Linked DNA regions of Homo sapiens: region 1 is linked to region 2. Evidence: read pairs that join two places in POLR2A ChIA-PET (ENCODE). Cell type or tissue: K562. All regions are shown on one strand. Links, peaks and the distances in the headings refer to the core of each region. The heading gives the core; the rest is flanking DNA.

Region 1 (5,381 bases), core at 273-5,272, 55 kb before region 2:
TCATGTTACATTAAAGACAGGAAAGAAGGAAAATGAAGGCCAGAACTAAGCCAAGACACAGTTGGTGAAGAGCAAAATTGGTCCATCAAGATAAGGGTACACATCAGCTGGGCGTGGTGGCTCACGCCTGTAATCCCAGCACCGTGGGAGGCCTAGGCGGGTGGATCTTTTGAGGTCAGGAGTTCGAGACCAGCCTGGCCAACATGGTGAAACCTCATCTCTAGTAAAAATACAAAAATTAGCCAGGTGTGGTGGTGGGCGCCTGTAATCCTAACTACTTAGGAGGCTGAGGCAGGAGAATCGCTTGAACCCAGGAGGCAGAGTTGCAATGAGCCGAGATCACACCACTGCACTCTCCATCTGGGCGACAGTTGGAGACTCGGTCTCAACAAAAAAATAAAAAAATAATAAGGTACACAGAATGCTCAGCTAGCATTTACTGGCCCCTGATATGTGCCGAACACCACGTCACACTGTGATGCATTTTCCCATTGAACCTGCATGACTGTCCTATGATGTTTTCAACAGCTAAGACTTCTGGGGCACCTGCTGTGCACCAGCAAATGTTCTAGGTGGCTCAGAACAGAGGGCTGACAGGAACAGGCAGGTTCTAAGAGCTGCTGTCATTCTACGGATGAGGCCGTAGCACAGGAGCCCCACCCACTGACCCAAAGGAGGGATAAATACATTACCTAGAAGAAAAACTGACCTTCTAGAAATGCATCAGGTTCAAAATGTCTGCTTCTGCATAATCTTCCTCCTGGAGCTACAGTAAGAATGCCATCATCAGATGCAACACCTGGACCATTCTGAACCTTGACCATGTCCGCAGATCCCTGGAGTCAGGTCTCTGATGCACTTGGGAAGCAAGGTCAGGCCCCCAGCCCCAAAAGTGACTGTACTGGCCGGGGGTGTTTCCTTTACTGAACATGAAATGCAAAATTCTATTTTGTGTTCCCAGGTTGACTCCTCTTAGATCTCATGTAATATCATGGAAACTTGGTTCTTTCACTGTAAAGGGGGAGCGGACGTAGCACACTTTTGACTGTGGAGCCAAAAGTTTAGAATTTACATGGTGGGTTTCTATAGTCTTTTTTCCTCCTCTTTGGTCTTAGATTTATGCTTCCCTGCCCATAACATGAGTCAGTATTTTATAGTGGAAACAGTAACGGAGTGGAGGAGCTAGATGCTGGTCCACAGAACCACCAGCTGTTTGTTTTATTTCTCCTTGTGGTGTCATTGGGCTGGCATTAATTACACCACTTTCATCCCACTGACAGTAGGAACACAGGATTTTCTTGCCATTGTTTTGACACTCACGGGTTTATAGATGTCACTTGCCTCCTCCAAGGAGTGCGGTTTTATTGATCCACAGCTCTGCTGAGGCCCTGGCTGTGTGTTCCTCAAATACAGATGCAGTTAGCTTTGCAGGGGATTGGAAGTGGAGGTCTGAGTTCCACTCAGGAAACGTATGGCCCGCATCACGGCGAGGCAGGGCTTCTGAGGGCTTGGTGAGGTGCCGGGCACAGCACAGTGAGCACACCTCCTGTGCCCCCTTATTTGTGGGTGTTTCTGTAAGAGACCCTGATGCTGAGGCGTGGTTGGTTGGTTGGTGTGATATGGGCTTCTTAAGGGCACGTGTGGATCATGTGTCTGCATACAGAGCCGTAGCACTCCATGTGGACAGGAACGCGTGTTCCGATATGCTCTGTGGATGTGTGATGCCTCAGATCATCCCTCTCACTGCAGTAGAAGAGGAAAAAGAGATGATCAAATGCAGGACAGGGCCTGAGGTTTGAGCAGACGCAAGCAGACCTTGGAGCAGGAGAGAGTATTGAGAGGCACGGAGATGATGGGAACGGGACTGGACCCAGAAGTACTGACCACATCACTCTTCTCTTCGCAGGCTGAGCAGAGAGTCAGAGGTGCCACGTCTGCTCCCGAGAGCTAGCAGGGCACCCACAGCAGAAGGGCAGAGCAGAAGGGGGCCAACTCCTCATTCTTTCATTCTTTTTTTTTTTTTTTTTTTCGAGATGGAGTCTTGCTCTGTCACCCAGGCTGGAGTGCAGTGGCGCAATCTCAGCTCACTGCAACCTCTGCCTCCAAGATTCAAGCGATTCTCCTGCCTCAGTCTCCCGAGTAGCTGGGATTACAGGCGCCCGCCACCACGCCCAGATAATTTTTGTATATTTAGTAGAGATGGGGTTTCACCACGTTGGCCAGGATGGTCTCGATCTCTTGACCTCATGATCCGCCTACCTTGGCCTCCCAAAGTGCTGGGATTATAGGCGTGAACCACCACGCCTGGCCCGTTCTCCCATTCTTAGGCTGAGTTTGGTCTGTTTTTCAAATGAGTTGTCAACTATGAAAAGCCTGTGTATGCCAGGAGACATTTATTAAGCACCTGCTATCTGCCAGACGTTGTGCCACCACTTTAGGTACATCGTTGCCTGTAACCCTAAACGCTATGAAGTGTAGGTACTATTATCATCATTCCTGTTATACAGATAAGGAAACAGTCACATGGGCTTCCAGAGGACAGGCAAACTCCCCTCAGAGAGGGCAGCTGGCCAAGTGATGGCAAATGGCGTGAGCCCACCTTGGGGTGAATCCACAGTAGCTGTTAACTCACTAGACCCCCGCATTCTAATTGAAATGTGTCTGTCCCAGCTGGGCGTGGTGGTGCACCTGTAATCCCAGCACTTTGGGAGGCCAAGGCAGGAGGATGACTCGAGGCCAGAAGTTTGAGAGCAGCCTGGGCAATATAGCAAGACCCCAGTTTCAAAAAAAGAGAAATGTGTCTACCCCAAGTCCTCCTTAATTAAAGATCTTCCCTCAGTTCATACCTGGAATGCCAGTTGCTCCTGTTTCCCAGAGATTTGCCTTTTTAAACAATTTTTTTTAATATTAAGTTCTACAAACTTAAGTGGGACTCCTTGGAAGTAGGTAGAGAAAAAGAAGATCGTTCACCTTTCTCAAAATTATAATGATAAAACTAGTTAACTTTGGGTCATTTCTTTGTTGCCAGGCACTACACTTGTTTTGTTATTTGTTTTTTCAGAGATGGGGTCCCACTCTGTCACCCAGGCTGAAGTGCAGTGGCACAATTATAGCTCCCTGCAGCCTCGAACTCCCGGACTCAAGTGATCCTTCCACCTCAGCCTCCCAAGAAGCTGGGACTACAGGTGCATGTCACTATGCCTGGCTAACTTTTTGTTTTTTTTTGAGATGGAGTTTTGCTCTTGTTGCCCAGGCTAGAGTGCAGTGGCTCAATCTCAGCTCACCGCAACCTCCACCTTCCAGGTGCAAGCGATTCTCCTGCCTCAGCCTCCTGAGTAGCTGGGATTACAGGCATGCGCCACCATGTCTGGCTAATCTTGTATTTTTAGTAGAGACGGGGTTTCTCCATGTTGATCAGGCTGGTCTCGAACTCTCAACCTCAGGTGATCCACCCACCTCGGCCTCCCAAAGTGCTGGGATTACAGGCGTGAGCCACTGCGCCTGGCCTAATTTTTTATTTTTTTGTAGAAGCGGGGTCTCGCTGTGTTGTCCAGGCTGGTCTAGAACTCCTGGCCTCAAGCAATCCTCCCACCTTGGCCTCCTAAAGTGCTAGGATTATGGGCATGAGCCACGGTGCCTGGTCTGTTTGTTTATAATCCTCATTTAATTATTTCATCAACCGTGAGCTAGATTTTGATTATTCACATTGTGCAGAGGAGAATGAGGCCAGAGGGGATGAAGTGACTGGTTGAAAGTCACACATTGGCTGTGGCACAGGTCATCTGGTTCCAAAGCCACTGCTTTCCGCCGTTACAAGAAACTGATACTTTCCAGGGCTAATCTTGTTTCTAGACAGGTGGGTCTACACCACAGACATGGTCTAAAGTGTTTGAGGGGAATGGGCCCTGGATGCTGGGTTATCCGTGTCTGTTACTTTCATCTAAAGCACATTATGTCTGACTTGGAGAACTAAATGTGAACCTCCAAAGTGAGTTATCTCTGCAGGGGGCTATCTTGGGGCCAACCTCAGAGCTAGGGTAGACTGGTGCATCTGGGGACAGAACAATTTGTTCTTCAAACTGTGTCTTCTTCCATGGAGTGGCTTCAGGGGCACCATAGATACTTGATAGGAATTTAAATTTTTTTTAACTATTTAGGAACTAATAAAAACCCTCTTGAAGCCGGGCGCAGTGGCTCATGCCTGTAATCCCAGCACTTTGGGCAGCTAAGGCGGGTGGATCATGAGGTCAGGAGATCAAGACCATCCTGGCTAACACGGGGAAACCCCGTCTCTACTAAAAAATATAAAACATTAGCTGGGCGTAGTGGCATGCGCCTGTAGTCCCAGCTACTTGGGAGGCTGAGGCAGGAGAATCACTTGAACCCGGGAGGAGAAGGTCGCAGTGAGCCGAGATCATGCCGTTGCACTCCAGCAGTCTGGGCGACAGAGTGGGACTCTGTCTCAAAAAAAAAAAAAAAGGCACCTCTTGAATGCCTGCATTTGGGCTTTACCAGGTTTTCATATCCTAGAGATCATTGGCCTGTAGGCTGCACATCTAGGAGTAATGATATCCCCGCATCTGCACGTTTGTATAAAAATACCACGCATGTATCATTGATTATCAAGGGTGGAATTCAACTCTGTTTAGAAAAATCACTCCTGCATATTTCGGCGTTGTAAGAGCATAATCACTGTTAGGCTGCCCAGAAAAAGGTCAGGCAAAGCCCTGGGCACACCTCACCTTGATCAGGTGGAGGAATCAGAGCAAGTTAAGGGGTAACGGGTTCCTGCTACAGTCATACATGTGGAATGTGGAATACTAACGTTCCGTGTTCAGTGCATTCCACGTTCAGTGCTAACAGGGGTTGCATATTGTTTGGGATTCAACTTTGAGATAAAAATTCTTGCTAGTCATCTTTCAGGTGAGTTGAATATGGACGGCATCCTAGGGTTCTGTGGCAGGCTAAGGTTTTTATGTTTTTGTATAAACCAAAGTAACTGCTCCTGGGACAGTGTGATGTCAGATTTTTTTATGTTCATCAAGGTAGTCTCATTGTTCTCACCGATTGGCTTTAGAACATATCACTGTCCCAAACTGGATCTTTTAAGATGCATTTCCTTCCTGGCTGACAGAATCTCTCTCCTCTATGTTGGGAAACCACATTAGGCCGCGTTCAGCCTGCAGTGCCTCTTGTGAGGCTTGCCCTGGTTCAGACTTGGAACTGAGCGAAACTGATTTATCGAGTCCAAGTCTTCAGCCTCAGCTTGCCTCGTTGGGACTGCAGAGATTGAGCATGCAGCTCCAGGGAATGCCTCCGGTGGAGTCTGCAGTCGGAGCTGCGAGCCAGATCAGAGGCAGGACTGGGGAAAACACCCAGGG
Region 2 (5,381 bases), core at 249-5,248:
CTGGTGGCTTTTACCTTACTCTTTTTGGTATTATTTTCTCCACTCTGACCTTCATGGTAACTGACTGTTTTCTGCTGTGTTTATTTCTTGCTGTTTTTCATTTGTTTTTTTGTTTCCATAATGCTTTTACTTTTCCCCTTAGGCATTTTTCCTTCATTTTGTGAGCTTTCTTTGCATCTCCTTTTTAAAAATCTCATCATCTTTTCTTTCACTTCCTATATCATGGAGTCCATTCTCTTTAAATTATTTAGAACATTCTGGTAAGGTTTTATCTAAAATGTTCTTATGTTTCCTGGAGTAATTCATTTTCTAACAGGTATTCATTGTCTCTCTCTCTTTTTTTTTTTTTTTAACTTTTATGCCCCTTTCCTTCCATTTTTTGGTAGCACCTATAACTGGGTCCCAAGATGGATATATTCTGTAAATCCTTTACCTTTGAATAGGCTGGTTGTTTGTCTAAGAATAGTGTGAGTTGGCATATTAGTTACCTATATTGCCATCATAAATTACCACTGACTTGGTGGCTTAAAACAACACAAATTTATTGTCTTCAAATTCTGTAGTTCTAAAAATCATGGCACTGCCAGGGCTGCATTCCTTCCTGGAGGCTCTAGGGCAAAATCCGTTTCCTTGCCTCTTCCACCTTCTAGAGGCTTCCACATTCCTTGGCTCACAACCCCTCCCACCATCTTCAGAGGCCGTAGTGCAACTCCCATCCTTCCTCTGTACTCATGTCTCCCTGAGACCAGCGCCGGGAAAGGGTCTCAGATTTTAAGGAGCCATGTGATTAGATTGGGCCTACCCAGATAACCTGAGATAATCTTACCATATCAACACAGTCCTTAACTTAATCCAATCTGCAAAGTTCCTTGTTCCTGGTAAGATAACCTATTCACAGAATCTGGGAATTAAGAGGTGAACATCTTGGAGTTGGGGGCAGGCATTATTCTGCCTTTCCCAAAGTTAGAATCTCCTCAACTCTGAATTATATCCCTAGAGTTTGGGCTACAGAGCTTCCCATTGGAAGACTGAAACCTGTTTAGGCCCAGGGCAGCGGGGATCTGATAGTGTTAACCTGAGCATCCTGTTTTACTGCCGTTATTCCTGTGAAATTCCAGGGACCAAAGTACCCAAAGGCTAAGTGTCCACCCTCTGTTCTTCCTAACATAGTTAATGCCACAGACGTGGTTAATGTCACAGCATCAGTTGCATAGCTTCTGTTTTTGTTTTTTTTTTTGAGACGGAATTTCGCTCTTGTTGCCCAGGCTGGAGTGCAATGGCACGATCTTGGCTCACTACAACCTCCGCCTTCCGGATTCAAGTGATTCTCCTGCCTCAGCCTCCCAAGTAGCTAGGATTACAGGCGCGTGCCACCATGCCCAGCTAATTTTGTATTTTTAGTAGAGACGGGGTTTCACCATGTTGGTCAGGCTGGTGTCAAACTCCTGACCTCAGGTGATCCACCCGCCCTGGGCTCCCAAAGTGTTGGGATTACAGGCGTGAGCCACTGCTCCCAGCCTGCATAGCTTCTTTGTGAGCGCATCAGCTATGTGAAGATGAAACGCACTGGGGAAAATGCAGAACAATCACTTTAAAGAAGGCAGGGGCAGGGTGTCATTAACAGGTCAGGGGAGAGAATCCTGTGCTGGTTTTCTGAAGCCTGGGGGGAAAAATGACTGTTTTACTTACCGAGCCCAAGCACCAGTACTACAGGACCAACACAGGGAGGAAAAGCACACAGGAGGAATATTCAAGAACCGATTTGATTTAGGGCAGGGTTGCAAGGAAACACTCTTCCGTTCACCACGGAGTGAAAATCACGTTCTAAAGACTTAGTAAAGAATGCCAATTTAATTTATTTGACCCTAGGGCGAAGGACAGGCAGGAACAAAAAATCTTGATTTACAATGTAGATTTAATCATATGCTGCTGTTGATCATCCTTTCGTAGTCATTGAAGGTATATTTTCCTTCCTCCTTTCTCATCTCTGTCTCTTCCATCTCCAGCACCTTAGCTTTCAGTTAAACATTTTTATGATTAACTCAGAAAGTAATCTTAGCCGTAAACCTTCAAGTTCAGATACAGGCTAAGAAAGAGAGAAATATTCTAAAATGAATCCACCTAGCACCAGGATGACTATCAGGACTGTAATTCTGGTTCGGTTGTGATGCCAATTATAAAACACTCTAGCTGTGGTGTTGCTGTTTTTGACACCAGGAGGAAATCTTGACAGAATTATAGCCTAGAAATCAATCTGGGAATACGATACAGAAATCTATAATTCAGATATGAAAATCTACAAAGGCTCTTTTTTTAAGGAAGGTTCAATGAAATTAGATTAAAATAAATTTACATATATATCAATTTTATTATTAAAATATATTCACACTAGTAAATAGAGTTATCGGGGAAGGGTAAGCTACTCAGTGTATTGGACACAAAAATAGACCTCTTTGGCTTATCAGAAAACAAAGCTATTGTCTCCTTGTCAAATATAAATCTCTTCTTAGAGCTAATAAATGGGTAGTGTTCAAATGCAATGTTTTGTCTGACTCCTACCTCATAAACCCATGGCACATAATACTAAATTATATTCCACTGAGCAGTATCAATCTCTTGATTCCAACATCATACAGTAAGGGAAACAAACCAAGTAATTGATCTGTCGAAAAGAAGGAAAAAAAGTTATTTCAGAACAAATAAAATGGGCTATAAAGTTTGTTAAAACGTAATAATAATAGTAAAAAAAAAGAAAGAAAGAAAGAAACAAAGAAAGAACTATGTTCATGGCTGCATCCAGAAACCTGCCCTCTGCCTGGCTGTAAAATAATTCATTTCATGCTGCAAGCTTGTAGCACAGTATTTTCTTTTAAAATTAATGCTTACTACAGAGAAAGAGTATAGGATTCTGATTGATGTTGGGAAGTTTGCCGTGTATGAGACCCACTGTTTTTTTGCATCCTCCTTTCCCTCCGTGCTGCAAGGAGGGAGGGGGCAGGGCAAGCTGTGACCTTAACCCTCCCCCACAAGGTCTTGGTCATGCTATCTCAGAAATCCCCGGAAAAGGATGTAAAAGGAGGGTTCTAGATGAGTCAGTGGCAATGACATTCAGCAAAATGGTAGCAGGGAGTTTTAATCTTGGTGTTGTTTTCTGGAGTATCTTTTTCTCTCTTCATTGGACTGCATTTTAGGACTCTCAGGAAACCACCCAAGAATGAGATTTCTGATTAGCTCATTTGGGTGCCAGGTCATTTTGTGCAAACTGGAAACTGCTATATAGGTTCCTTTGAGGATGTGGTGGTTTCTGAATTTTTATGTATTATTGTTGTTTAAATAAGATGGGTATGTGTGTCCCACATCCAGAGGAGCCCAGAGGGTTTCAGTTGTCCCTGGAAAGGCAGTGACAGGTCTCTTCTCATTGCATATGGCTCCCCGTTGGTGCTGGGTTTGTAGTTGTTGTTGTTGGCTTTTGCTAAACAGACCTTCCACACAGACATTTCCTCCAGAAAGCCAGAGAGAACAGAGCTGCCGAGGGGAGGGAGGCTGGCAGACACCCACCCCCAGGCACAAGGGGCTGTCACTTCCGCACTCAGCGCAGTCTGCTGGGGCCAAGCCTGTCCCCTCAGGTCTGGAAGCTTTCTTCTTAGATTTCCGAGGACAAAACTGCCATGGCTTTGCACAGGGCATCTCTGCTCTGCCTTTCTCAACTTCCTCTCTGCTTTTCTCTTTCTCCTTCTTCATCTTTCAGTTCATTCTCCTTTTATTCTCTGACTGCCGTGAAACAGCCCCTCCCACTTTGTTCCCAGATCACGTCCATTGAGGACACTTCTTCCCTTTCCCTCCTCCTTCTCTCTTCTGCCCCCTCCTCCTTCATAATCAGCATTATCTTGACAACAAGAGTAATAATGATGATATCTGGTCTTTACTGAGTGCTGATTATGCAGTTGTTTCCTATGTGATTCCATCCATTCAACAGCCCAGTAAAGGAGGTTTGCTCAGGTAAAAGGCAGTCAGCGTTAGAGAAGCCATGTCCTTGCTCCAGGCCACATAGCCAGGTAAGATCCATGGAAGGGGCCAGCCCTGAACCCAACTCTTTGCTCTGAACTGTTAAATTCTATCCTTTATGCAATGGGATTGCATTTATCCTTCTCTGTTGGCTAGCTGGTTTGAAGAAGACACATTTAACGTCAATTTCCTTATCTGTTAAATGGGACAATAATCTCTACTCTTTTAACCTCACAGCACTACTGCTCTGGAGAGTAGATGGAGGATGTGTGCATGTGGTTGATAGCTTGAAAGAGCTGTACGGATACTGTGAATGGCTATGACCTGCTCTGCACGTGAGTGCCCAGAGTACCTCCTGTCAGGGCCGACTCTTATTCAAATGTGTAGGGGAGAGTTTGTCTTCTCGCCTGTTCTCACATAACAAGTTACACGCTAAGCCGCGCATGGTGGTGCACACCTGTAGTTCCAGCTACTTGGGAGGCTGAGGTAGGAGGATTGCTTGAGCCCAGGAATCAGAGGCTGCAGTGAGCTATGATCGTGCCCCTGCACTCCAGCCTGGGTGACAGAAGGAGACCTTGTCTCTCCGAAAATGAATAAATACATAAATAAATAAAGCACACACAGCCCCCAAATAGGATGCTACAGATTTGTCTATATGTTAAGAAGTGTAAACACATTTACTATGACACTTCCCCATGTGACGCTGAATTCCTGCTCAATACAAAGAGGCTAAGATGGCAAATATTGAAGGGATGACCCTCAAAGAGTATTTGCTGCATCTACTCACTATGGGTTGGTACAAATAATTTTAAAAATATTTTTTCTCTAATGGTGACCTGCTTGCTTTCCTTATCTATGGAAGACATTTTAAAGACACTCATTGGCTTGGAAGTGGGGAAGGTAGCCTGTTCTTCTCATTGGCTTGGAAGTGGGGAAGGTAGCCTGTTCTTCTGGTAACACATGCGGCGAATGACCCCAAAATAGTCAAAGACAAAATTGCCCTTTTGTTCAGGACCCCATCGAGCCAAGAAAACTGGAAATTTTTTTTTTTTCAATTCAAACTGAAGCAAACTGGAAATTTTTAATCAGGGCATTTACCAATGTTTATAAAATTATTCTGCTAAATGTGGTTTTGATTTTTTTGTTTCAATTATGTCCAATTTTAAACGATGGAATATGGTGGTACATTATGAAATTAAAAACCAGATTGGCATATAGTTTATAGGCCAGAGCTCCCTAATTTGATGTAATTTATTTCCGTATGACAATTTCTTTTGGGGGACAACACATTGAAACCCTTGGATAATGACTTTGTCATTTCTAACATGGTCCAAAGTGAGAAGGATGCTGTAATTTCTTAAGAGGACAGCAGTAGG

What was found. Peaks named below come from ENCODE experiments on the same cell type or tissue, not always from the same donor. Only the 100,000 strongest peaks of a DNase experiment are listed, where the experiment ranks them.
Region 1: POLR2A ChIA-PET joins it to region 2 with 5 read pairs; 5 of 35 experiments call an interaction of 5 or more read pairs at or near these places.

The regions. Positions count from the first base shown.
Region 1 is chr9:132,833,968-132,839,348 of GRCh38, reverse strand. All of the region lies in intron 5 of AK8 (adenylate kinase 8), which reads left to right. Among named protein-coding and RNA genes, the nearest start is that of AK8, 42 kb to the left of the region's middle. RefSeq lists a silencer at 3,419-3,581. In K562, for the core only: no CTCF peak of the experiment used is centred there; no DNase peak of the experiment used is centred there; H3K27me3 peaks cover 2,981 bases.
Region 2 is chr9:132,778,546-132,783,926 of GRCh38, reverse strand. The region is part of intron 11 of AK8 (adenylate kinase 8); the gene reads left to right. Among named protein-coding and RNA genes, the nearest start is that of AK8, 97 kb to the left of the region's middle. In K562, for the core only: no CTCF peak of the experiment used is centred there; a DNase peak (open chromatin) is centred at 3,036.